2 separate regions of the Homo sapiens genome follow, and region 1 is linked to region 2. Evidence: read pairs that join two places in POLR2A ChIA-PET (ENCODE). Cell type or tissue: CD4-positive, alpha-beta T cell. All regions are shown on one strand. Links, peaks and the distances in the headings refer to the core of each region. The heading gives the core; the rest is flanking DNA.

Region 1 (5,375 bases), core at 59-5,058, 78 kb before region 2:
AAGGGAAAAATGACTTGCCTAAGACAAAAGACCTACAGATGCTGGAAGGTGGATGGTCCCTCATCAATGGTCAATCAACTCCTTCCTATAGTAAGGGCCACCAAATGACAAGCCCCACCAATGAAAACAGAGCTTCTAAAACAGGACTATCGTATCTCACTTTTATTTTTATTTTTAAATTTAATTTAATTTTTATTTTTTATTTTTTTGAGATGGACTCTTGCTCTGTCACCCAGGCAGGAGTGCAGTGGCGCAATCTTGGCTCACTGCAAGCTCTGCCTCCTGGGTTCACGCCATTCTCCTGCCTCCTGGCCAAGATGATGAAACCCCGTCTCTACTAAAAATACAAAAATTAGCTGGGTGTGGTGGCGGGTGCCTGTAATCCCAGCTACTCTGGAGGCTGACGCAGAGAATTACTTGAACCCGGGAGGCAGAGGTTGCAGTGAGTCGAGATCGCACCACTGCACTCAAGCCTGGGCAACAGAGCAAGACTCTTGTCTTGGCCCGGCGTGGTGGCTCATGCCTGTAATCCCAGCACTTTGGAAGGCCGAGGCAGGTGAATCACAAGGTCAGGAGATCGAGACTATCCTGGCTAACACGGTGAAACCCCGTCTCTACTAAAAATACAAAAAATTAGCCGGGCGTGATGGCGGGCGCCTGTAGTCCCAGCTACTCAGGAGGCTGAGGCAGGAGAATGGCATGAACCTGGGAGGCGGAGGTTGCAGTGACCCGAGATTACGCCACTGCACTCCATCCTGGGTGACAAAGCGAGACTCTGTCTCAAAAAAAAAAAAAAAAAAAAGACTCTGTCTCAAAAAAAAAAAAAAAGAAAAAAGAAAGAAAGAAAGAAAGAGTGAATGGATAGGGAAATGTAGGATTGCTTAAGGCTAATGATTGTGAACTTAATGTGAGAACAGGCAGAACAGTTTTTTCAGCCACATGTAGACACACAGATACAGGCATGAAGTAAGCAAAAAGTTGGACTGAGTTTTTGTCGGTGAGAAATTTAACAATGTAGCGAAGAAAGTAATTATAATGAATACAAGTTCAGTAGGGAAGTACTTGAAAAAGAGTGTAATGCTCAGTACAAACAGTGGTGATTCACAGTGTCAAAGGATTGACGGAGCAGAGATTCCAGAGGAAGGGTGTTGTGAAAGTAGAAATGAGTGATGGAAGAATAGCATGCTTGATACTGAAATAACAGAGGAGATGTAGCTCTAATTGACTAGATCTAGGGCAGGAGTCAGTAAACTCTGTAAAGGGTTAGACAATAAATACCTTAGGCTTTGAGAGTCAATGGTGTCTGTTGCAATTACTCAACTTGGCTGTTGTAGTATGAAAGAGGCTATAGACGATACATAAATGAAGGAGTAAGGCTATATTTAAACAAACTTTATTTACAAAAACAGCTTGGTCCTGGTGCACTGGTCTAGAGTACGACTATGGGAGTAGTAGCTGAGACAGGATAGAGGTCAAAAATCTTTGGGAGAGACATGGATAAGGAACTAAGAAATAAAGATGTTGGAAAGATAATTAATATGGACATAGAATTTACCAAGAATTAAGCCAGGAATAGTGTTGGAGAGGGTGACTCTGAGCCAGGAACTAAAAAAGCCTTTAAAGAATGAGGGAGGACACTGGCAAAATTGGCAGAGTAAAGGATCTTTGAAAATTCTCTTCTCCATAAAACAAAAATTGTCAAAATCAAGTTTTTCAGAATTCTGGAAATTAACACCAAAGGCTTACAACAATCTAAGAGCATTTATTCAAGCAAAACGCCTGAATATCAGTAAGAAACATTGAGCTTTGTTAGCACCTTAACTTGCCCTACTCCCATCTCCTGCTCTGAAAAATCAAAAGCCTGCAATCACAGTGAAAAAGCAGCAGCTTGACAATCACTAGATGGGGCAGAACAGGGTTGGCGTGCCTGTGAAGCTTCATTCCCAGGGAATTATCATTATTTGACCTTTCCGGTGGTTCCCTGGAAGGCCCCACTTGCAAGGTTATCTATATCTGACCAGACTCAGAGCTTACCCAGCATAAAAAGCCTTTTCCCTGGGAGGTAGGAGTATTTGTGAAAAATATAGGGAAGTGCTTAACTTTGTGGCTGCCTGACCAAAAAAACTTAAAAGGAAAAGCTGGGGAAGGACATGTTCACAGGGCTTTCCTGGAAATCTAGAAAGCCGTATGTTTTCTAGATTGTCTGAGAGTAGAAGAAAATCTTTAAAAAAAGCAAGCCACATGTATGCACAAGGACGTATACATGCCCAGGGCTGAGGCCACGCTCAGTAAAGTACTGAGAAGGCCCTAAACTCTCACCTCCGGTTGACCTTGAAGCTCTGCACAAGCAGAAAGTGAAGGCTAGGCCAGGATGGTGACATGCATATAGTCCCAGCTACTCAGGAGGAGGAAGCAGGAAGACAGCTTGAGGCCAGGAGTTCAAGGTCACAGTGTGCTATGAGTGTAACTGTGAATAGCCACTGAACCAGCCTGGGCAATATGGTGAGACCCCCGTCTCTAAAAAAATTTAAAAATAAAATTGTCTGGGCAACAGAGCGAGACTGTCTCAAAAAAAAAAAAAAAAAAAAAAAAAAAAGAAGACATTGAAGACTAGAAAACAGAGTTGTCAACTGCTGAGTATTTAATTCTATATCCAGCAAAACTATCCATTAAAAAACAAGGAAAAATTAAGATATTCCCAGATAAAAAAGAACTGAGAGGCTGGGCGTGGTGGCTCATGCCTGTCATCCTAGCACTTTGGGAGGCCACGGTGGGAGGATCACTTCAGGTCAGGAGTTCGAGACCAGCCTGGCCAACAAGGTGGAACCCCATCTCTACAAAAATTAGCTAGGCATGGTGGCGTATGCCTGTAGTCCCAGTTACTCGGGAGGCTGAGGCAGGAGAATCACTTCAACCCAGGAGGCAGAGGTTGCAGACTGCACCACTACACTCCAGCCTAGGCGACAGAACGAGACTCTGTCTCAAAAAAAAAAAAGAAAAGAAAAGAAAAGAAAAGAACTGAGAGAGTTCATTGCTAGTAGACCTGCCCTACAAGAAATACTAAAGGGAATCTTTAAGTGAAATGACAGGGCACTAGGCAATAACTTGAATCCACACAAAGAAAGAATGTTAGTAAAGCTAACTCCCCCATAGCTGTATTAAATGACAGCAGCAATAAGAAACTATTACCATAAACTCAGTGGCTTAAAACAATGCAAATTTATTATCATACAGTTCTGGAGTTCAAAAGTCTAAAATGGTTCTCTCTGAACTAAAATTAAGATGTCAGCAGGGCTGCATTTCATTGTGGAGGCTCTAGGAGATAATCCATTTTTCTTGCTTTTTCTAGGCTTTAGGAGGCTGTCTAAATTCCTTGGCTCATCCCCTCCCTCCATCTTCAAACTAAGTAGTATACCATTTTTAAATCTCTCTCTGACTCTGACTCTCTTGCCCTCTTCTTCCCTTACAAGAACCCTTGTGATTACATTGGAACCATTGGATAATCTAAGCTAATCCCCCCACCTCAAAATCCTTAATTTAATCACATCTATAAAATCTCTTTTGCCAGGTAAGGTAACATATTCACAGGTTCCAGGGAATAAGAAATAGATTTTTTTTGGAGGAGGCAGTATTCTGCCTACCTGCCATAGTAGGTAAATACAAAAGACTGTATAAATGTATTTTTTATTTATAACTTTTTTCTCATATCTGACTTAAAAGACAACTGCATAAAGCAATATTTATAATATGTGTTGATGGGTATACGTCATTTGTATGACAATAATAGCACAAAGGACAAAGAAGGGAACAGAGCTATACAAAAACACAAGTTTTTTTTTTTTGTTTGTTTGTTTTCCTGTGTCGCCCAGGCTGGAGTGCAGTAGCAAGATCACAGCTCACTGCGACCTCTGCCTCCTGGGCTTAAGTGATTCTCCTGCCTCACCCTCCCAAGTAGCTGGGACTACAGGCACCTACCACCACACCTAATTTTTTTTGTACTTTTAGTAGAGACAGGGTTTCACCATGTTGGCCAGGCTAGTATCGAACCCCTGACTTCAAATGATCCACCTGCCTAGGCCTCCCGCACCTGGGATTTCAGGTGTGAGCCAGTAGGTCTGGCTACTTTTTTTTTTTTTTTTTTTGAGACAGGGTCTTGCTCTATCACCCAGACTGTAGAGCAATGGAACAATCACAACTGACTGCAGCTTGACCTCCTGGGCTCAACTCATCCTCCCACCTCAGCCTCCCAAGTAGCTGAGACTATAGGCATGCATGTACCATCACTTCTTTGCATGTACCATCACTTCTTTTTGTTTTCTCTGTTCTAGCTAATTCTTAAATTTTTTGTAGAGATGGGTCTCCCTACACTATACACAATAGAACATATCTATTTAACACAAAAGAGGGCTGTGATGGAGGGAAAGAGGAACAAAAAAGACATAAAAAAATAGCAAAATGTAGATGCAAATCTTTTTTGTTTTATAATTTTTAATGAAAATTTTTTTAATTTTTAAAAAATCCAGATCCTGCACAATTTTGTTGTTTTTTCTGAGACAAGTTCTCTCTCTGTCACCCAGGCTGGAATATAGTGGCCCTATCAAAGCTCACTGCAGCCTCAACCTCTTGGGCTCAAGCAATCCACCCACCAATCAGCCTCTAGAGTAGCCAGGACTACACGCACATGCCACCATACCCATATAGTTTTTGTACTTTTTTGTACAGATGGGATTTCGCCATGTTGCTGAGGCTGGTCTTAAACTCCTGAGCTCACGCAATCCATGCGCCTTGGCCTCCCAAAGTGCTAGAATTACAGGCCTGAGCCACCATGTCTGGTCATAATTTTTTGTTTGTTTGTTTTTTGAGACAGAGTCTTGTTCCGTCGCCCAGGCTAGAGTGCAATGGCACGATCTCAGCTACTGCAACCTCCACCTCCCGGGTTCAAGCTATTCTCCTGCCTCAGCCTCCTGAGTAGCTGGGACTACAGGTGCACGCCACCACACATGGCTGATTTTTGTATTTTTAGTAGAGACGGGGATTCACCATGTTGGTCAGGCTGATCTCGAACTCCTGGCCTTGTGATCCGCCCACCTCAGCCTCCCAAGGTGCTGGGATTACAGTCGTGAGCAACTGTGCCCGGCTCATAAACCTTATTAAATAATTAATTTTCCTGTAAATGAATCATTCCAAGTAAAGAATGAGAGGGAGCAACTCCAAAATCTATAAGATAACTAAAATAGACTAATGACAAGACTTAGGACTGCAGTGAAGCAAGATCATTCAGTAATGTTCACAACCTTTTTTGATATAAAAAAAAAACCTTGGCTGGGCGCAGTGGGCTGAGATCATGCCATTGCACTCCAGGCTGGGCGACAGTG
Region 2 (5,375 bases), core at 252-5,251:
AGACTGCACCACTGCACTCCAGCCTGGGCGGCAGAGTGAGACTCCCTCTCATAAATAAATAAATAAATACAAACTTATGTAGGTGCTATTTCTCTCATTTTGCAGATAAGAAAACTGAGGAAGAACAATTAAGAAACTTGGTCAAGATCACTCAGTAAATAAGTGCAAAGGTAGGAAACAAAGCCAGGTAGTCTGGCTCCAGAGTTCACACTTTTTAAAAAATTTATTATTATTATTTTTTTGAGACGGAGTCTCACTCTGTTGCCCAGGCTGGAGTGCACTAGTGCGATCACAGCTCACTACTGCAGCCTCAACCTCCCAGGCTCAAGCCAGGAGGCCTGGCTAGAGTTTACGCTTTTAGCCACTAAATTATACATAAGAGTTGATGTGAAATTCAAGTTTAGAAGGCTGGTGTTTTAAATGAGAAGTGGCCCCGAATACTTACCTTGAAAGGAAAATTCTCAAACTTTGATGTATATAGCAATTATCTGGAGAGACTTCTGGAAGTACAGATTTCTGGGCCCTTACCCCAAAAACTTATTCGGCATATCTAGGGTAGGGTCCAAGAATGTGCATTTTTGATACTCTGGTGATGTACATGGTTTTATGGGACACACTTTTAGGAACTCTGCTGTAGACGGTAAACTGTAAGCTCCTCAAAAAGCAGAGACCATCTCTGTTTTATTTACCAGTGTATACCCAATACCAAGTAGAAAACCTAGTATCTAAAATGCATTCAATTAATGTACTGACTGAATGAAAAGTGATAACAATTAGCCAACAGTATATCTTCTCTACAAAATACTTAGTAATATCCACAATACATTTGAAGGTCTGCCTATTAGTGATGTGTCCAAGGAAGAAGCACTAGAACAGGGTTTTTTTTCTTACCTGCAATTGCCAAGTAAAGAAAGAACTATTCCTCAATTATTATAATGAAAATTTGGCTGGATGAAATATTCCAGAACACACACACATATATCATAAGTAGTCAAGCTCAAAGTAGCAGTTTTAAAGTAACTTTCCTTCTTTATAAATAACAGGATAGGTTCAGTGCCAGCTGTAATGGTTATTCTTTGCAAACATCATTCATTACCTTACCTAAAATCCTAAACTCAAAGATCCTTTGTTTATTGAGTGTCTACAATGTTAAAGTCACTGTGAAAAACAAGTGAAAGCAGTTTTGGGGTAAAAGCAATTTTGGAGTATGTAAGCATTTTCATCTAATGTTTCAAGGTAGTCTTTACATTGAAAAAATGGCTGGGTGTGGTGGCACACACTTGTAGTCCCAGCTACTTGCGAGGCCAAGGCAGAAGTGCATAAGTGAGACCAAGGCAGAAGTGCATAAGTGAGGCCAAGGCAGAAGTGCATAAGCCCAGGAGTTCAAGATCAGCATTGGCAACATAGCGAGACCCTGCCTTAAAAATAAGCAAATAGGCTGGGTGTGGTGGCTCATGCCTGTAATCTCAGCACTCTGGGAGGCCGAAGCAGGTGGATCACTTGAAGTCAGGAATTTGAGACCAGCCTGGCCAACATGGTGAACCCCTATCCCTACTAAAATTAAAAAAAAAAAAAAAAAACTAGCCAGGCATGGTGGTATGCACTTGTAATCCCAGCTACTCGGGGAGCTAAGGCAGGAGAATCGCTTGAATCAGAGGCAGAGGCTGCAATGAGCCGAGATCGTGCCACTGCACTCCAGCCTGGGTGACAGAGTGAGTCTCCATCTCGAAAATAATAATACTAAGAAAATAACAAATAAAGTGGGAAAATTGAGAATCCTTCCTGACAGTTAAAGATTTGTTAAGAATCCCAGAGTAACAACATGCCATAAGAATTTGGTGTCTACAAATCTGGCTTTGCCAGTGACTACCTGTGAGATGCTGGGCAAGTCACAGGACTTCACTGGTCTTAGTTTCTTCTATAAAATGAGGAAATTGGACAAGATAATCTTTCTCTGGAACTGCCTTGAATTACAACACCTAGAAGGAAAACAGAGTTTCTGAATGAAAAAATAAATTAAGCTTGTAGTTACAGAATGCAACTCTGTCCCACATAAATATCAACTTCTTTTTAATGTTTTCCATGAAGGAAAATCTTGAGGGCATTTGGTTTCAGGAAGCAAAGCTGACTGCTCTGCCATCAATAGCTGAGAAATAACAGCTAGTGGAAGAAGGCGTTAAGAAAGCCTTGGATCAGAAGGAATAAAAGAGACCTGACCTTGGTTAGGCAATGAGGGACTACAATACAAGAGAACTAAGCTAGAAGGCACAAATTAGGGCAGGAATACAAAACCAATGGCAAAGGAAGATGCTCTTAAGAACACAGGATATGATAGCATGCATGATCAGAAGTTGAAAGAGCAAAGAGCACACTTTATGGTTTTCTTTGTATCCTAAACTAATGGGGGAAGTGGTAAATATATGCAGCATTCTGAAAGCAGCAGAAGCTGACATTCAAACACGGGAAAAGCAAAGTGCAGTGTTCCTACCTTGCAAGATCAAAAGCAGCAGCTAAAGACATGTGAGGGGGAGCTTCTGGTTAGAAACTTCTAGATCCTTTCTTTAACTACTAGAGCCTACTTGGCTATTTTATATGATTTGGGGGAAAAGAAGGAGTCTCACCTTAAACTCCTGGTCGTAAGCCCTGACAAAGTCAGCACAGATAGATCGTTGCCATCTGTGGTTTGTAAATTCCTTTTTTCTTGCCTGTCAGAGTGGCGACATAAGCACTAAGCTCAGGACACTCAGACAGGCGCCTGCCCTCCTCCCTACCTCCCCTTCCATCCCTAACTTAACAATCCATCAATCAAACTAAAGGCAAGGGAACAGGCAAGAGCTGGAAGGCTCTGTCTTGTTTATTCCTCAACATTCCCTCCCCCATCTCTTCAGCTGGCAGGAAGTATGAGGCAGAAGTGTTCAATAACAATTCAGAGCAGCAGCAGTTGCTAAGAGCCATCTCTGGTCTCTCCTAGAACTCTGGGAAACAGCACAGAGCTCACTCTGTCAGAGGAAGGTATGGTCGAGCAAAAGTGGGATCCCATGAAGGGAAATCCACATCCTTGTCTGACAGAAAATTTCCCAGGCCATAGCCTGAGATATCTACCTTCACAAAGAAGAACATGAGATAGATAATTTCTCTCTTTCTTTTTTTTTTTTTTTGAGACAAGGTCTGGCTCTATTGCCTAGGCTGGAGTCCAGTGGTGCCGTCTCAGCTCAATGCAACCTCCACCTCGCAGGCTCAAGCTATCCTTCCACCTCAGCCTCCCCAGTAGCTGGGATTACGGGTGCACACCACCAATGCCCGGCTAATTTTTGTAGAGACAGGGTTTCACCATGTTGCCTAGGCTGGTCTCAAACTCCTGAGCTTAAGCAATCTGCCCACCTAGGCCTCCCAAAGTGCTGGGATTACAGGCATGAATCACCAGGCCCAGCCAGTAATTTCAATATTCAAATCTTCCTCATTGGCTAGTAGTCAACACTGCTACTCTGCACCACAGAATTCAGTCAAGAAACTTCCCAAATTTTATGAGTTCTTCCTCTTCATGACAGTTCCCAGTTGAGAGGATGCAATTCTTAGATTATATCAAAACATCTGTTTTGCTATTTTGGTTCTGTTTGTTATCCCTACATAGAAACGTCCCAAACCACAGGCAAGCCCATTTCTCAGAGAGAAAATTTTAAAGAAGTTTTCAAAGACTTTGCTTATAAATTATAGTACTAATCATCAAATACTCACTGAGCACCTATTATGCCCCAAACCGGAGATTGTTGTTTCTCAAAAACCGCTCCTCTGCATGGTTCCTAACTTCCTTTCCTTTAACTTGCCTCTTCTGCTCCTCCCAGTCCAGAAATGTTCTCTCCCTGCACAGCATGTTTTAATCTCCTAGCAACTTCCAAACATTTATTTAAATAATTATTTATTTCAATAGCCAAAGGTAATATGGAAAGGCACCCTCAGGACCAGACTGTCCAAAAGGGTTGAGGGAACAGGGGAAGGAATTGAGAAAGCAGGTTCTTGCTTATGGTTACATGAAACTGTATAGCAAATTTTCTGCTTCTAAAAGTAATTGCCAGCAATTTTCTCTATCTTTCAAAAACTGAAGCACAGTCTCTTTCCCTTTTCTTTCTCATTCTGCTGCCCCATTCTCAGAGTCTCCCTGGGAGGCAAAGCTTATATGGCAAAGCAACATTATTAAGGGACAAAACTCCCTGGCACCAGGATGTATTCTTAGCTGAACATACTGCATCTTTCAGCCCAATTATAATCTGAAGGGCAGCCACCCAATCAGTCCCTGCACCTCTATGTGAGAAAATGGGTTCCATTTGCTTCTCTGTTAGAGACAATCATGGACATTTACACTTAAATCCAACATAAAGCTAAGCAATATTAATCCTTTCATCCACAGACTATCACTGGGCTTAGAAGGTTGCAACATAAGTACTCTAAAATTTAGATAGGAGAATGAAGGTCATCCTCAGAAGTACTTTTTAGCACAGGAAGAATAATGATTATGAATATGGATATATGGCAAGAGTTTCTTGAAGCCAGATGTAGGGAACAGTCTAATGGGCCTGGAACAGAAGCAACAACTGCTAGTACTCCTAAGCCTCTTTAAAACAGTATTATCCATCTGTACCCGAGAGAAAATAGCAAATCACAGCCAGCACAGGATGAGCCAAGCTAGTAACCAGCTGGAACCTGACTCTGCTGAAGTGGACTATAGCATCTGCCACCTAAACACAGGCAGCCTCTCTGGCAGCTGCCACTGGTAAAAGGGAATGAGCCACTGTATTATTAGTGGAAGAAACTCACAGACCTGCTACTGGAGAAGCCCAGATGTTGCTAAGAGCTACAGATGTGCCAGAGGCAAAGACCAAAATACCGACAGCAAAGAAAGCATGAGCTACCACTGGAATACAGGCACTAAGAGGGCACCACCACCCAAACATACACATCCAGCCTTTATTTATTAACACTTACATATGGAAATAGGTATTCCCTGCTGCAGCTGATCTAATTACAGAGAAATCAATTTATACTGCATCTGCTGGGATCAGCTGAAAGCACAGGATGAGCAGAGCACAGAGCAGAAAATCAAGAGCCAATGAACAGCTCACCACAAGGCCACTGTTTTGCAGGAATAAGCTGCTGAAGTTTAATGCTGCCTGAGCTGACCCTAGACTCACACCCATTCTCCTCCAGCCCTGCAAGTTCCATTTCCTAAAGCATGAACTAAGATCATCTTCCCAGAGGAGGGACTCAGTTCTAACCCCTCCTGGGGCTGCAGGCACCTGTCCTTCCAAGTCAAGCAGAAGGCAAGGTATCATTACACTGTTGGCAGCTATTAAACCACGAGGAGACTTTGATTCCTAATA

The links. Peaks named below come from ENCODE experiments on the same cell type or tissue, not always from the same donor. Only the 100,000 strongest peaks of a DNase experiment are listed, where the experiment ranks them.
Region 1: POLR2A ChIA-PET joins it to region 2 with 7 read pairs; 7 of 35 experiments call an interaction of 5 or more read pairs at or near these places.

What each region holds. Positions count from the first base shown.
Region 1 is chr15:64,578,177-64,583,551 of GRCh38, reverse strand. The region is part of intron 2 of ZNF609 (zinc finger protein 609); the gene reads right to left. All of the region lies in intron 4 of LOC101930091 (a long non-coding RNA gene), which reads left to right. Among named protein-coding and RNA genes, the nearest start is that of ZNF609, 120 kb to the right of the region's middle. In CD4-positive, alpha-beta T cell, for the core only: no CTCF peak of the experiment used is centred there; no DNase peak of the experiment used is centred there; H3K27ac peaks cover 274 bases.
Region 2 is chr15:64,500,842-64,506,216 of GRCh38, reverse strand. The region is part of intron 2 of ZNF609 (zinc finger protein 609); the gene reads right to left. Among named protein-coding and RNA genes, the nearest start is that of ZNF609, 43 kb to the right of the region's middle. In CD4-positive, alpha-beta T cell, for the core only: no CTCF peak of the experiment used is centred there; a DNase peak (open chromatin) is centred at 2,396; H3K4me3 peaks cover 1,127 bases; H3K27ac peaks cover 3,704 bases.